2 separate regions of the Homo sapiens genome follow, and region 2 is linked to region 1. The links are chromatin contacts, found by Hi-C or POLR2A ChIA-PET in ENCODE. All regions are on one chromosome and are shown on one strand. The core of a region is the stretch at or near the end of the contact, and the rest is flanking DNA. Distances in the headings are between cores, read along the strand shown. Region 1 holds the start of CD40LG (CD40 ligand). Region 2 has its middle 44 kb from the start of RBMX.

The links. Hi-C counts contacts between places; a loop is a spot of excess contacts on that map. ChIA-PET counts read pairs that join two places held with the same protein, here RNA polymerase II (POLR2A). Pooled maps may share reads with other maps.
Region 2: a loop to region 1 is called in a pooled map, with 3 times the contacts of the local background. The contact joins the enhancer-like site here to the promoter of CD40LG in region 1. A Hi-C loop is called at or near these places in 7 of 50 pooled maps. POLR2A ChIA-PET finds 5 or more read pairs at or near these places in 3 of 52 experiments (activated CD4-positive, alpha-beta T cell, activated T-cell and naive thymus-derived CD4-positive, alpha-beta T cell).

Annotation. Positions count from the first base shown.
Region 1 is chrX:136,646,273-136,653,406 of GRCh38, reverse strand. CD40LG (CD40 ligand) reads right to left here and starts at 5,249. Exons shown (of 5, transcript NM_000074.3): 1 at 5,003-5,249; 2 at 3,010-3,141. The coding sequence starts at 5,158.
Region 2 is chrX:136,921,473-136,928,606 of GRCh38, reverse strand. No RefSeq gene overlaps it. Among named protein-coding and RNA genes, the nearest start is that of RBMX, 44 kb to the right of the region's middle. RefSeq lists an enhancer at 3,250-3,389. Within about 2 kb of position 2,991, at least 2 of the 41 ENCODE cell types and tissues checked have a DNase peak (open chromatin) inside an H3K27ac peak, as active enhancers do.

The DNA.
Region 1 (7,134 bases), core at 4,000-6,499:
CCCACTCCTGGAATCAGTTGTCTATAGGACCCTTCCTTTTATTTCCTCCTCCAGAAGGAATTTGTGCTGTCACTGTTGAGTGCTGGCTGTAGGCCCAGCTCAGTTGCCAGATTTAAGGGCGTAGTTCATAGAGCCTCCAGGGGAACCTGAGCCTCAGAACACTCACATGGGCCCCAGAGCTTCAACTTTCCATTTGAGCTGAAGCGCGGCACTATGAAGATGTGGTGACAGGAAAATGTTTGTGAGATCACAAGTAAACAAATGACTATTTAGTGTCTTTTCAAAAAGTAGAGTGTGGTGATCAAGGTTGAGATACTTTTAGGCTAAGTTGTTGCATTGGTGTTGAGGCCTGGCCAAGATGAAAACATGAAGTCAGCAAAGCTCGTGTTTCATGAGCCCAGCCTAGCCTTTCCGTGAACTTTCGCCCAACCACACTCCCCAGAGCCTTTTTTTTTTCTTGCTTCACTCCCCACCTCAACTGAAATACTTTTTAAAGTGGACTTTCAGAAAATCCAGAATGGGTTATTTCTCTCTTAGTGGGAGTTCCATGTGGCAGGTATGGACAGGTTGCCCTTTAACTTGAAATAGAAATGCTTTGGCTCTCTCAAAGGCATCGCAGGCATTGGTGGGCAAATAATCATGGAACTGAACATCTAGCAGAGGTGTGGTGGGTTGTAAGTTTTAATATGAAATTATACTATTCAAAATAATACCTCTGCTTACCCTCACTTGAGCCCTGAATACCATCTTTCCCCCAAAATGACAGATTAGTGCTACCTGCCTCCAGAGATAATGAGTTCCTTGTCACTAGAGATGTTCAAACAGAGATTGGATGACCACTTAGTCAGGAGGTGGAGAGAAGACTGAAGTTGTGGATTGAGAATTGGATCTGATGACTTCTAAGACCCCATCAAGACCTGATTCAAAGACTCCAAATTCAAACTTGAGGTTGCTTAGGTGCAGCCAGACTGTGGCCCGGAAAGAAAGCCTACTAACATTAGCTAAGAAAATATGAATCTAATCTGGAGCTATTCTATAATTGTCCTATTGAGTTTTTTCAAAGTCTCGAATTTTGTTTTAGGGTGAGAAATTTGGGGGAAAGCGTATTGGAAAGGGGATCCGTCATTGGGGGAGGATTGGGTAGCTGGAGGACTTTGTATCTACTCATTGTACGTAATCCTAGGTATAGGTGGTGTTGACTAGGGTTCCACACCTGCTGCAGTAGAGACAAGGAGCCTCCTTAGTTGCATGTAAGGAGGAGATCCCTGGGGCCCTGGCTGACATGCCTGAGAAGATCTGCCTTTTAAGAATATGAAACTTTGGAGCTGTCACTTTTTTCATACAAGCATAAGCAGGGAGGCCAAACTGACTGTTTTCTTTACTCCTATCCTCGGTAGCTGATTTTGGGAGCTTTACATACATAGCCAACCTGAAATAATGACGTGAGGAATTGACAATTCAACCGTAAAAGTCTCCGTAAGAAACGAGGGGGACTGACAAGCCACTCTCACTGCCATTGGAGGGAACTGAAGGCTTATCACATAATTGTAGAATGTCAGAGCTGATAGTGCCCTTACAGATAATCTGTCTTCTCATGTTATAGATGACAAAACTGAGGCCCAGAAAGGTGAAGTTATTTACCCAAAGTCACATAGCCAAGCACATTCAGTCTGTTATTTGGATTATTAGCCATTGTTTTGAAAGTGCCTTTATTCACATTTAAACTGGTAACATCTTCCAATACTCTGTAATACTGGCCCAAATCCTCGAAGAACCGAAGAAACTCAAATCATTTTCCTAGCTGGCCAGTCTTGCAAAGAAAGGGTTTAGGAGTTTCATCTAAAGCCTAGATTAGTGTAAAGAACCTGAAAGCAAGCAGCGGATTTGAGCCACATTCTGTTCTCCGTAGGTGACTCAGGAATAAGCTGTTAGAGTCTTCACTAATGAATTAAATGGCACCTCGGTGACAGTACAGGAGGGCAGAAATAAGATCAGAAATAAGATCTTAACCCTTTTACGCCTGCATTAAATTACACATCATCTATATGTGAGAACTAATTCCTGTTGGTTTACCCAGATACCCACCCACCTGGCCCAGAACTGTCCTCAATGTGGAGTGCTGCCTCCTAGAAATGACCCCTAAGTGAGCCGAGGCCCAAGGGTATTTGACTCAGTGTTCTGAAAGGGACATAGGCAGAAAGAACTCTTGATGTTCTGCCTCAGGAGAAAGAGCCCCTAGACCCTATGTCTGTGATGATGGAATTAATGTAAAGGTTCTAAAAATTCTTGTTTTAGGTATCTGTTATAAGCCACAGTCACTGCAGTGACTTCATGCTAGCTACCAGCCTGGTGGGCTAAAAGGCTTTGAACCCTCTGTGCCTCTGGTCATGACCGGCCATAGAGTGGGCGGGCTTCATGAGCAAGTGATATTATATGGAGTCTGGTTTGAGCGACACTGAGAATGTCTATTACTTATTCCCTGCACCTCTCTCCCCAGTAAAAGGGAAAGATCTCACTGTCAGGACACCTAAAATTCCATCATCAGAGAAGCACCAGAGACTGTTACCAGTCTTCAGGTGTCCCTTCACTTGTGGCCTGCTGCCACGGCAGCTGTTGACGGCTATTGCTTCCCTGGGAAATGGGGATCAGACTCTGGGTCCCCAGTGCGAGAGCATCAAGGTTTGGATGGGGAGACACAGCAATGCAAAAACCAAGCTTGGTGGACTTCATCATTTTGCCTAGTGGTAGCTGCATATGTAAGCTGACAAATATGTGTGACTGTGCCCCTAAGGGTGTATTTTCCCCAGAGAGTGTCTTTGTGTTTTTTTTTTTTAACCCCCACACACACACCCATGTATGTGTGTATATCTGCATGCATATATATGTGTGTGTGTGTCTGTGTGTCTGTGTCTATAACCAATCTTTAAACATTGGCATTGTCAGTTTCCCGATCTAGCAAATGTAGTAAAATATTTCAATGACACTTTTACCAGTAATTAAGCTGCTTACCTTCACAAAGCCTTCAAACTGGCTTTTAATCTCCTCACAGTTCAGTAAGGATAAGGATCTTTCTCCTGTGTTGCATCTCTGTATCGTTTTCATGAATACAAAATCTTCATGAAGATTCCTTTCATCTTCTATCTATTTTGGAATAACAAGGATATGATAAATGTCATTCGGAAGGAGAATACAGCTAATGATATCTGCCTCTACATTCATTTCCACGGCATCAACAAGAGGAGGACTTTCAGGCATAAATGGAGAATAATAAGTTATTATATTGGCTGATTGCTATTTTGTATTTGCAGTTTAAAAATCTATAAAAGACAGCAATTAAGATGTCATGTTATCAGAAACTCCAGGTAGAAATCAGAGCTATTCTACTAAATGTTCACTACAAAATGCATATTTTTTCAACATACTATAGCAGCAATATTCTGTAATTGTCACATTTCTCATTGCTTCAGTAATGATTGGTCATTATAAACATCAGCCTAGAAAATAGTTTTCTGCAGAGCTAATTTGCCCACTTCATTTTAGTGTTTGTGATGCAGTGCTTTATAAAAAGAAGTTAATTTGCAATGTGTCAGTTAACGAGTTCTAATTACATCTCTCTCCCTTTTAACTTTAGTATTTGTAGAAAACATTTGCATTTTTAAAGAAATCATCTTTTATCCTCAAAGTAACAAGATATTTTATTTTCCAATGTCTTAGAATAATTAAATGTACAGAATTCACTTGCATTATCAACTAATTTTATACCATTTTCTTGCTTTAAGAGTAGATTTTTTAGATTCAAAACAAGATTCAGTTAGCTGGCAGCTTCTGCTGTAATTAAGAGCACATGTAAATAGTACGGTAAATATCAGTCCACTGAGGTCACTATTGCCCCTTTAGAAGCTAGGCCTATGTCCATACATTTGATTGACAGAGCACATCAGGCCAAACACAAATAACCAACCAGACCAGAAGCCCCCTCTTTTGTCAGCAGTGAAACCTAATATTTGGATAACCCAGTGGATGACTTCAGCCCTCACTACCTCACCTTATCCTGTTAGAAAAATCTCATGACATTAATTCTAGGTCCAGATCCTAAGAGAGGACACTCAAGTATCCCTGATAAAGTGCAATCATCCAGATGCTTTCTAGCCACAGTTCCTGCATCCAGAATTTTAGGAACAGCCAGAAAACTAATCAACTTTCTCCTTTACATCTATGATTGGTATTTTGTCAACACCAGCCAATTATACTCCTCAGTGGAAGTGAAAAAATACATGAAAACAAAATAAGTCCTGATGGTTTTCTTTTCCTAAGAATGCAAAACAGCCTACTAAGTTACTCTGCTCTTTTGTTCCTGCAAGTCTAACCATTTAAAAATGTAAAACATCTCAGAGGGAGACTGAGCATCCTGCAACTACAATCAGTGCTTGTGAAGAATTACACAGAAAATGCTACTTTTACTAAAAGACTGCAAATTCTGGGACTTATCCATGTCTATGTTAATCTGAAGCATTATGAAATTTTAGATCAAATTGACGCTCTTCTTGCCTAGCTGGAAATTTAAAAGAAAAAAGCTGTCTCCATAAAAAAATAGCTTACTTTTAAAGCAGAACTTTAGCAAATAATTATAGCTAGTGCGTACATAGTGCTTACTATGTATCAGACCCCCTCCTAAGCTTTTTACAAGGCTAAACTCACTTAATCTATGAAATGGACACCAATACCATCCCCATTTCTCAGATGTGGAAACTGAGGCACTTGCCCCAGGATAACAGAGATGGTATGGGCAGAGCCAAGATTTGAACCCAGGCAGTCTGACTCCAGATCCCAAGATCCTAACCAGAGACAAGAATATGAGACTTCATTGACTAGGCAACAAACATTATGCCACAAGACCATTCTTCTATTTGGTTTCTACCATCATCCATCATTTGGGTAGAACCAACCTATGAATTAGTAAGGACCCCAAATTTAGTTAATAAAGGCTTGTGGTTCATCTTACCTTGTCCAACCTTCTATGAAGATACACAGCAAAAAGTGCTGACCCAATCATCTGGGTGATAAGAAAAACAGTAAGTAAATACATAAAAATTTTCATGCTGATGGGCAGTCCAGTGGCCGCAGATCGGGGAGAAGTTTGGTTGTATGTTTCGATCATGCTGTGTTAAAGTTGAAATGGTATCTTCTGGCAGAGAAGGTGGCAGAGGCAGCATGAGAAGACTGTCAAAGTGGCCACCTTACTCAGGATTAGTTAAGAGCGCACAATCGTTGCAGCCCACACTTCCTGGAAAATGTGCTTCGTAGTCTTCTCTCCCAGCAAAAACGTTACGTAAAGGTTTTTTGTTTTTTTTTTTTTTTTTAATTATACCCATATCATTCACTTCCAGGCTTTCCTTTTTGTAAGTAAAGAAGAAACAAGTTTCTTCTTCCATATATTCATTCTTGCCTTGAAATGTCATAGACTTCTTAACAGACAATGGCAGTATTTTCCTATCACTGTCTAACTTTTTGGGTTCACCAGTTTCAAGGAAAGTGACAAATTCATCCACCAGCAATAGACTTATTTCAATTTCAATCTTACTAATACGAAGCGGGAACCTGGTATATGGAGAAAGAAACACATGTCAACAAAAGTTTGGATTGATTTTATGACTGGTGTCCCATCAACTAATTGCTTCTCAGAACTTTACTTCTTTAATCACTAAACTCAATGAAAGCCTGGCAGGTTTTCAGGTCAAGTCTACATGGCATAAAGCAAAAAAAGCATGCTGATGGTTATTAAATAAAATTTAGCTGGAAAGATAATGCAAGAAAAATAAATTTTGCAAAGGCAAAGATAAGTAGGGTCTTGAGGGAAATCAGGCCAAGACTCTGGAATTGAAGTTAAAGTAAAAATCGTGACTTGACGTAGCTAAGCTGCCTGTGTACACTGTTCCAATCCATTAGATAATTGTTGATGCTGATGTAACAGTTCAGAATAGGGAAAATAGGCTGCAGTTAAGAGATCTGAATTCTAGTCTTTGCTCTACCAATAAATTGCTATGAGCCTTGGGCAAATCACTTCATCTCTTTAGACCTCAGTTTCCTCATACCCAAAGGAGGCACTTGCACCTGTCTTGCTTATCCTGTAGGTTGCTGTGAAGATCTAATAAAGATGTGCATGGAAGAAATTTGAAACACGTTAAGCAATAAACAATTCTCATCCTGAATTTTTTGGAATTTATTTAGCCTAAGACATGAGTTTAACAAATAATTGCCAACTCCTTACATGTTGGTAAAAACCAAATGAACAATAACAATATTAAAAACACCTTAAGTTTTGACAATGAATTGAATCACTGAAGTGTGTAGGATTACACATTTCTGAAGGGCTTTTGCATCATCTTATCAGATTTCCTTCAAACTAAAAGCAGCTGTGGAAATCCCTACCTCACATCCAAACCTGGTCTAGAAACCATGATAAAATTGCTTTGATGATTCCTATAAAATTGTTTTGAGAGACAAATAGGAAACGTAAAAACTGCTCTGATAGGCATGCTATCTATATAGTTAGCACCTGCTTTCTTCCCCTCCCACGCCCCAGCATCCTGTCCTGGGCCCAGATCTATGTAGCTTTTCACTACATCTGCCAAGTAGGTGGCTTCGATGCACGTGATGAACTTTGATCAGTCAAGTCAGAGGCTTTGGTTCTTAGACAAGTAACCTTAGTTCCACTGAAGGAAAATTATCATGAGAGCCAAAATGGGCTCAAGGACTTCTGCACTGTCAGTTTTATACAACTTGAGAGTGCCAGAGCTGCAGGGGCCCTGCAATCAGCTCAGCCAAGACCCGAGGGAGGGGAGGCTGAAGGTCACAGATTTGTTCACGTGACCAACTTGAAAAAACAGTTGTTGTCCAACCTCCTTGCCTCAACTTCTTGATCCCCAGCCTCCTACAGTCTGACTTCTGCCCACAATATTCCCCTGAAATTGATCCCACCATTATTAGCTCAATAATAGTTTTGGCTGAATACTTCTTAGAGTTTATTTTTAGCGACCTCTCTATTACTCTGTTGACCTATTATCCTGTTGTCATCTTCCTGAATGCTCTCCCCACTTGAATTCTATATCACCCTATTCTTAAGGGCTTCTGCCT
Region 2 (7,134 bases), core at 1,742-4,241, 280 kb before region 1:
TCAGGAGTTCGAGACCAGCCCGGCCAACATGGTGAAACCCCATCACTAAAATTAGCCAGGCGTGGTGGCGTGTGCCTGTAGTCCCAGCTACTTGGGAGGGTGATGCAAGAGAATCAATGGAACCTAGGAGGCAGAAGTCGCAGTGAGCGAAGATCACCCCACTGCACTCCAGCCTGGGTGACAGAGAGTCTGTCTCAAAAAAAAAAAAAAAAGAAAAGTTTTGGCCAGAGACCGCCTGTAACAAATTTACAGGCTGGATTCATATCACCTAGGTAGCCCAGGAATTTCAAGTTGTGAATTTGTTTTAAGATGGTCCCAGACTGGTAATCCCCAAAGACACTTTGGAGAAGTCAACGAAAGTCCTCTCTGGAGCAATGTACTTTGACCCTACAACTTAAAGAAACCCCACAAATGATTTTCAAGGACAATGAGTATGTACTCAAAATAATGAGGCACAAAAGGAAAAATGACATCATGAGCAAGAACTAGAAAAAACCTGCAAAGATTTCAGATACAGCAATTATCAGAGGCAGATTTTAAATGAACTAAAGTTAATATATTTAAAAGAAATAAAAAAGCAAGTGTGAAAATATATGCATGAAAAAGAAAACAAGGGCCAGTTGCAGTGGCTCACACCTGTAATCCCAGCACTTTGGGAGGCCGAGGTGGGTGGATCACTTGAGGTCAGGAGTTCGAGACCAGCCTGGTCAACATGGTAAAACCCCCGTCTCTACTAAAATACAAAAATTAGCTGGCCGTGGTGGTGGGCACCTGTAGTCTCAGCTACTCAGGAGGCTGAGGCAGGAGAATCGCTTGAACCTAGGAGGTGGAGGTTGCAGTGAGCCAGGATGGCACCACTGCACTCCAGCCCAGGCGACAGAGCAAGACTCTGTCTCAAAAAAAAACAAAAGCAGAAAATAAGAAACAGGTGAAGAGAGAATTTACAGACTGGATGATAGGCCAGGAAAACATAACACAAAGAAAAAAAAGGAAAACATAGAAGAGAAGTTATATATGGGGCAGAAAATAAGGAGCATTTAACATAGCTTTAAATGGAGTCTCAAAAGGAAAGAAGAAAATATCTGGCAATGGCTGAGAATTCCAGAACTGATAGAAGACAGTAATAAAGGAAACCCAAGGAATTACAAACAGGATTAAAAGCAAAAAAGAAAACAAATCCATAACTAAACACATAATGAAACTGCATGAGACCATCTAAAGAAAGAGGTTCCTAAAAAGTGTGGATATAGGCTGGGCACAATGACTCACACCTGTAATCCCAGCACTTTGAGAGGCCAAGGCAGGTGGATTATCTGAGGTCAGGAGTTTGAAACCAGCCTGGCCAACATGGTGAAACCCCATCTCTACTAAAAATACAAAATTAGCTGGGCATGGTGGCGCATGCCTGTAATCCCAGCTACTTGAGAGGCTGAGGCAGGAGAATCACTTGAATCCAGAGGTGGAGGTTGCAGTGAGCCAAGATTGTGCCACTGCACTCCAGCCTGGGCAACAAAGCGAGACTCTGTCAAAAAATAATAGTAAAATTAAAAAATAAATAAAAAGTGTAGACATAGGCTGAGTGTGGTGGCTCACGCCTGTAATCCCAGCACTTTGGGAGGCCGAGGCGGGTGGATCAAAAGGTCAGGAGTTCGAGACCAGCCTGACCAATATGGTGAAACCTCGTTTCTACTAAAAAAACAAAAATTAGCCAGGTGTGATGGCGCATGCCTGTAATTCCAGCTACTTGGGAGGCTGAGGCAGGAGAATTGCTTGTACACAGGAGGCAGAGGTTGCAGTGAGCCAAGATCATGGCATTGCACTCCAACCTAGGTGACAGAGCAAGACTCGGTCTCAAAAACAAACAAACAATATGTTGTACACAAGAGACATATCTAAAACAAAGAGATTCTGAAAACTTAAAAATAGAAGGATAAGCAAAGTTATACCAAGCAAATGCATACAAAAAGAAAGCAAGGCCGGACACGGTGGCTCACGCCTATAATCCCAACACTTTGGGAGGCAGAGGCAGGCAGATCACCTGAGGTCAAGAGTTCAAGACCAACCTGACCAACGTGGACAAACCCGTCTCTACTAAAAATACAAAATAAGCCAAGCATGGTGGCACATGTCTGTAATTCCAGCTACTCAAGAGGCTGATGCCGGAGAATCGCTTGAACCCAGGAGGTGGAGGTTGCGGTGAGCCAAGATTGCGCCACTGCACTCCAGCCTGGGCAACAAGAGTGAAACTCTGTCTCAAAAAAAAAAAAAAAAAAAAAAGGTGGCCTGATTCAGTCATTCCACAATGCAAGCATATATCAAAACAGCATGTTGTACACCGTAAATATAAACACTTTGTCAACTTTAAAAGTAAAAATTAAAATTAAAAATAAAACAGGCCGGGAACAGTAGTTCACGCCAGTAATCCCAGCACTTTGGGAGGCCAAGGCAGGTGGATGACCTGAGGTCGGGAGCTCGAGATCAGCCTGGCCAACATGGCGAAACCCCATCTCTACCAAAAATACAAAAATTAGCCATGCATGGTGGCAGGTGCCTGTAGTCCCAGCTACTCTGGAGGCAGAGTCAGGAGAATCACTTGAACCTGGGAGGCAGAGGTTGCAGTGAGCTGAGATTGTGCCAATGCACTCCAGCCTGGGCGACAAGAGCGAAATTCCATCTCAATAAATAAATAAATAAATAAATAAAAATATGTTTCTTAAAAAAGAAAATAAGGAGGTGGGACTTCCTTCTTGGCCCAAGACATGGTAGAATAACAAAGACCAGATTTACCCTCCTACTTACACAACTTTAAAAATGAGTAAAATATGTAAAGCAACAGTTTCCAAACATTGGACAAGAAATATAAGAGTGATCACCTAGGGAAGGGGAACAAATAAGATAAGCCCTACTATTGCCTCCAGCTTACTTCCTAGATAAAATTTCCAGGCTGTGACACAGGGAAAAGGTATCCATGCACAGCCCTGCAGTCTCCTAGGGTTGAGAAAACAAAGTTCAAAGTCCAGGGAGGCCAAAGGCACTAGAATTCATGGAGCAGAGGACCAGAGAGAACAGAGCTGCACACAGATAAGTTTCTGGAAATATGTAGAGTTTTCCTTATCTGGTCCGTACATGCGTGTAAGGTGTGTCTGTTATTGATATATTGCCTCTCAGCTCCAAATTCATGAGTTTTGCCCCCCATGAAAATAATTCAGACCCTTTAAATAGTTTACCTCTACAAACTGGCACTAAAGCAGGTTTGTCAGTAGAGGGCGCTGGAGAGACATCGCAAGGGAAAGGGTTTATTTCCTGGTTGATCTTGGCTCACTCCACAGGCTTCTGTTTTCTTTCAGCATGCTGCAGCCCCTAATGAATGAATGAACCCAGGTATCACAACAAAAAAGAGAGACAAAAAAAATCATGTGCCTCCTGATGAAAGAACACAACTGCCACCTCACCTTCTCAAAGAAGCCAAACCTGAATCTGATCAAGCCACTGGATCCAGCTGCCAATTTGCAGGAAATATAGGACACAGGAACATGCACAATGGATTGGATTGAATGATACAGGGATGGACAGATATGTGATAAATCAAATAGAGCAAAATGGTAATTGCAGAATATAAATGTTGGATAGATGAGTGTCCACTATATAATTCTATTTTTTTTTTTTTTTTTTTTGAGACAGGGTATCACTCTATCACCCAGACTGGGGTGCAGTTGTGCTATCACAGCTCACTGTAGCCTCAGCCTCCTGGGCTCAAGCGATCCTCCCACCTCAGCCTCCTGAGTAGCTGGGACTACGGATGCATGCCACCATGCACCAATTTTTAAAAACTTTTTGGAGAGATGGGGTCTTGCAATATTGCCCTGGCTGATCTCCAACTCCTGGGCACAAACGATCCTCCCACCTTAGCCTCCCAAAGTGCTGCGATTATAGGCGTGAGCCACTGCGCCTGGCCCACCCAAGTTTTCTGTTTGAAAATGCTCATAGTAAAATGTTGACAAAAGACATATAAAAAGTCAAGTTTAAACTATACTGTGGCTAGGCGTGGTGGCTCACACCTGTATTCCCAGCACTTTGAGAGGCCAAGGTGGGCAGATCATCTGAGGTCAGGAGTTCAAGAGCAGCCTGGCCAACCTGGTAAAACTCCATCTCTACTAAAAATATGAAAATCAGCCAGGCACGGTGGTGTGCGCCTGTAATCCCAGCTATTTGGGAGTCTGAGGCAGGAGAATCACTTGAACCCAGAAGGTGGAAGTTGCATGAACCGAGATCGCGCCACTGCACTCCAGCCTGGGCAACAGAGCAAGACTCCATCTCAAATATAAAAATAAAATATAGTGTCTAGGGAAGTATATTTAGGTGGTGAAACTACAAAAGAAACTCAAGGAAGTGATTAGTATAAAAGTTACAATAGTGGTTACTTTGGGAGAAAGCAGCATGTTGTAAATGGGCAGGGACACATGGAATCCTTCTGAGGTACCTGGCCAAATTCTATTCTTGGCCCTGTTGTGGTTTACGAAGGTGTCCCCCTTGTAATTATTCATTAAATGCTATTTCTGTTCTCTGTGGCTTTCTGTCTGTATTTTACAACAAAAGGGTTGTTTTTTTAAAAGTCCGTATCCTTTGACCCAGCAACCACTTTAGGATAATTATTAATTACTAATTACCCTAAAGTAATTATCAGTAGAGAATCGTTTAAGCCCAGGAGTTGGAGACCAGCCTGAACAACGTTGTAAGACCCCACCTCTACAAAGTCCGTATCCTTTGACCCAGCAAATAATTAGTAATTATCCTAAATAATTAAGACTACATAGATGGCTGTACAACAATAGCTGTCATTTATTGAGTGCCTACTATGTATTAAACACTGCTCTAGCACTTTACAAGTATTATCCTATTTATCCTTGTAACAACCCTGTGTATTACAGTACACACGATTCTTTTTTAGAGACGGAGTCTCACTCTGTTGCCAGGCTAGAATGCAGTGGCGCAATCTTGGCTCACTGCAACTTTGGAGGCCTCAGCCTCCCGAGTAGCTGGGACTACAGGCACGCACCACCACGCCCAGCTAATTTTTATAGTATACGCTATGATTATTTCCATTTTACAGATGAGACTAAAGAGGTGAAAGAACACTGATTATTTCCATTTTACAGATGAGACTAAAGAGGTGAAAGAATGTTGACCACATCATTATTAATAAAAAATATGGGTCAGGCACAGTGGCTCACGCCTACAATCTCAGCACTTAGGGAGGCCGAAGCAGGTGGATCACTTGAAGTCGGAAGTTCGAGACCAGCCTGGCCAACATGGCAAAATCCTGTCTCTACTAAAGATACAAAAATTAGCCGGGTGTGGTGGCACATGCCTGTAATCCCAGCTACTTGGTAGGCTGAGGCACGAGAATCACTTGAACCCCGGAGGCAGAGGTTGCAAGTGAGCCAAGATCACACCACTCGCATTCCAGCCTGGGCAACAGAACAAGACTCTGTCTCCAAAAAAATAAATAAATAACAAATATAGATATAGATATAAAATATGTATTATATATATATGAACATGGAAAGAAGTCCATCATAAACTTCTCAGTAAAGACATAAAAGATCACATACATACATATATAAAATCTCACATGAAGTTATACACAGTATACATAAAAAAAATTTATTAAAATTGGAGAGGATTACGAGGAGACTCTTGGAACTCTATACCAAATAAAGAGTTTTGTAGGAGGTTTTCACAAGCCTATACTACTTTTGTAATTGTAAAAACCATAATGTTTCATAATAAGGAGGTGTGAGGTGGGGGTCTCAAAGATCCAGAGACCTACCTGGATCTCTGGCATGGTAGTGTGTCCAGAAATGGTGGGTTCTTGGTCTCACTGACTTCAAGAATGAAACCGCGGACCCTCGCGGTGACCGTTACAGTTCTTACAGGCGGTGTGTCTGGAGTTTGTTTCTTCTAGACGTTCGGATGTGTCCGGAGTTTTTTCCTTCTGGTGGGTTCATGGTCTCGCTGGATCAGGAATGAAGCTGCAGACCTTCGCGGTGAGTGTCACAGATCTTAAGGCGGTGTGTCTGGAGTCGTTCATTCCTCCCGGTGGGTTCCTGGTCTCACTGGCTTCCAGAGTAAAGCTTCAGACCTTCACGGTGAGTGTTACAGCTCATAAAGGCAGTGTGGACCCAAAGAAAGCAACAGGAAGATTTATTGCAAAGAGCAAAAGAACAAAGCGTCCACATCATGGAAGACAACCGAAGCGCCTTGCCACTGCTGGGTCCGGCAGCCTGCTTTTATTCCCTTATCTGGCCCCACCCACATCCTGCTGATTGGTCCATTTTACTGAGAGCTGATTGGTCTGTTTTACAGAGCGCTGATTGGTCCGTTTTGACAGGGTGTTGATTGGTGCATCTATAATCCCTGAGGTAGACTCAAAAGTTCTCCACGTCCCCACTAGATTAGCTAGATACGGAGTGTCGATTGGTGCATTCACAAACCCTGAGCTAGACACGGGGTGCTGATTGGTGTGTTTAAAAACCTTGAGCTAGATACAGAGTGCCAATTGGTGTATTTACAATCCCTTAGCTAGACATAAAGGTTCTCCAAGTCCCCACCAGAGTAGCTAGATACAGAGTGTCCATTGGTGCATTCACAAACCCTGAGCTAGACACAGGGTGCTGATTGGTGTGTTTAACAAACCTTGAGCTAGATACAGAGTGCCAATTGGTGTATTTACAATCCCTTAGCTAGACATAAAGGTTCTCCAAGTCCTCGCCAGACTCAGGAGCCCAGCTGGCTTCACCCCGTGGATCCTGCACCGGGGCCGCAGGTGGAGCTGCCTGCCAGTCCCACGCCATGCACTCGCACTCCTCAGCCCTTGGGTGGTCGATGGGACTGGGTGCCATGGAGCAGGGGGCGGCGCTCGTCGGGGAGGCTCCGGCAGTGCAGGAGCCCATGGCGGGGGGAGGCTCAGGCATGGCGGGCTGCAGGTCCCGAGCCCTGCCCCACAGGGAGGCAGCTAAGGCCCGGCGAGAAGTCAAGCACAGCAGCTGCTGGCCCAGGTGCTAAGCCCCTCACTGCCCCGGGCCGGCGGAGCCAGCTGGCCGCTCTGAGTGTGCAGCCCACCGAGCCCACGCC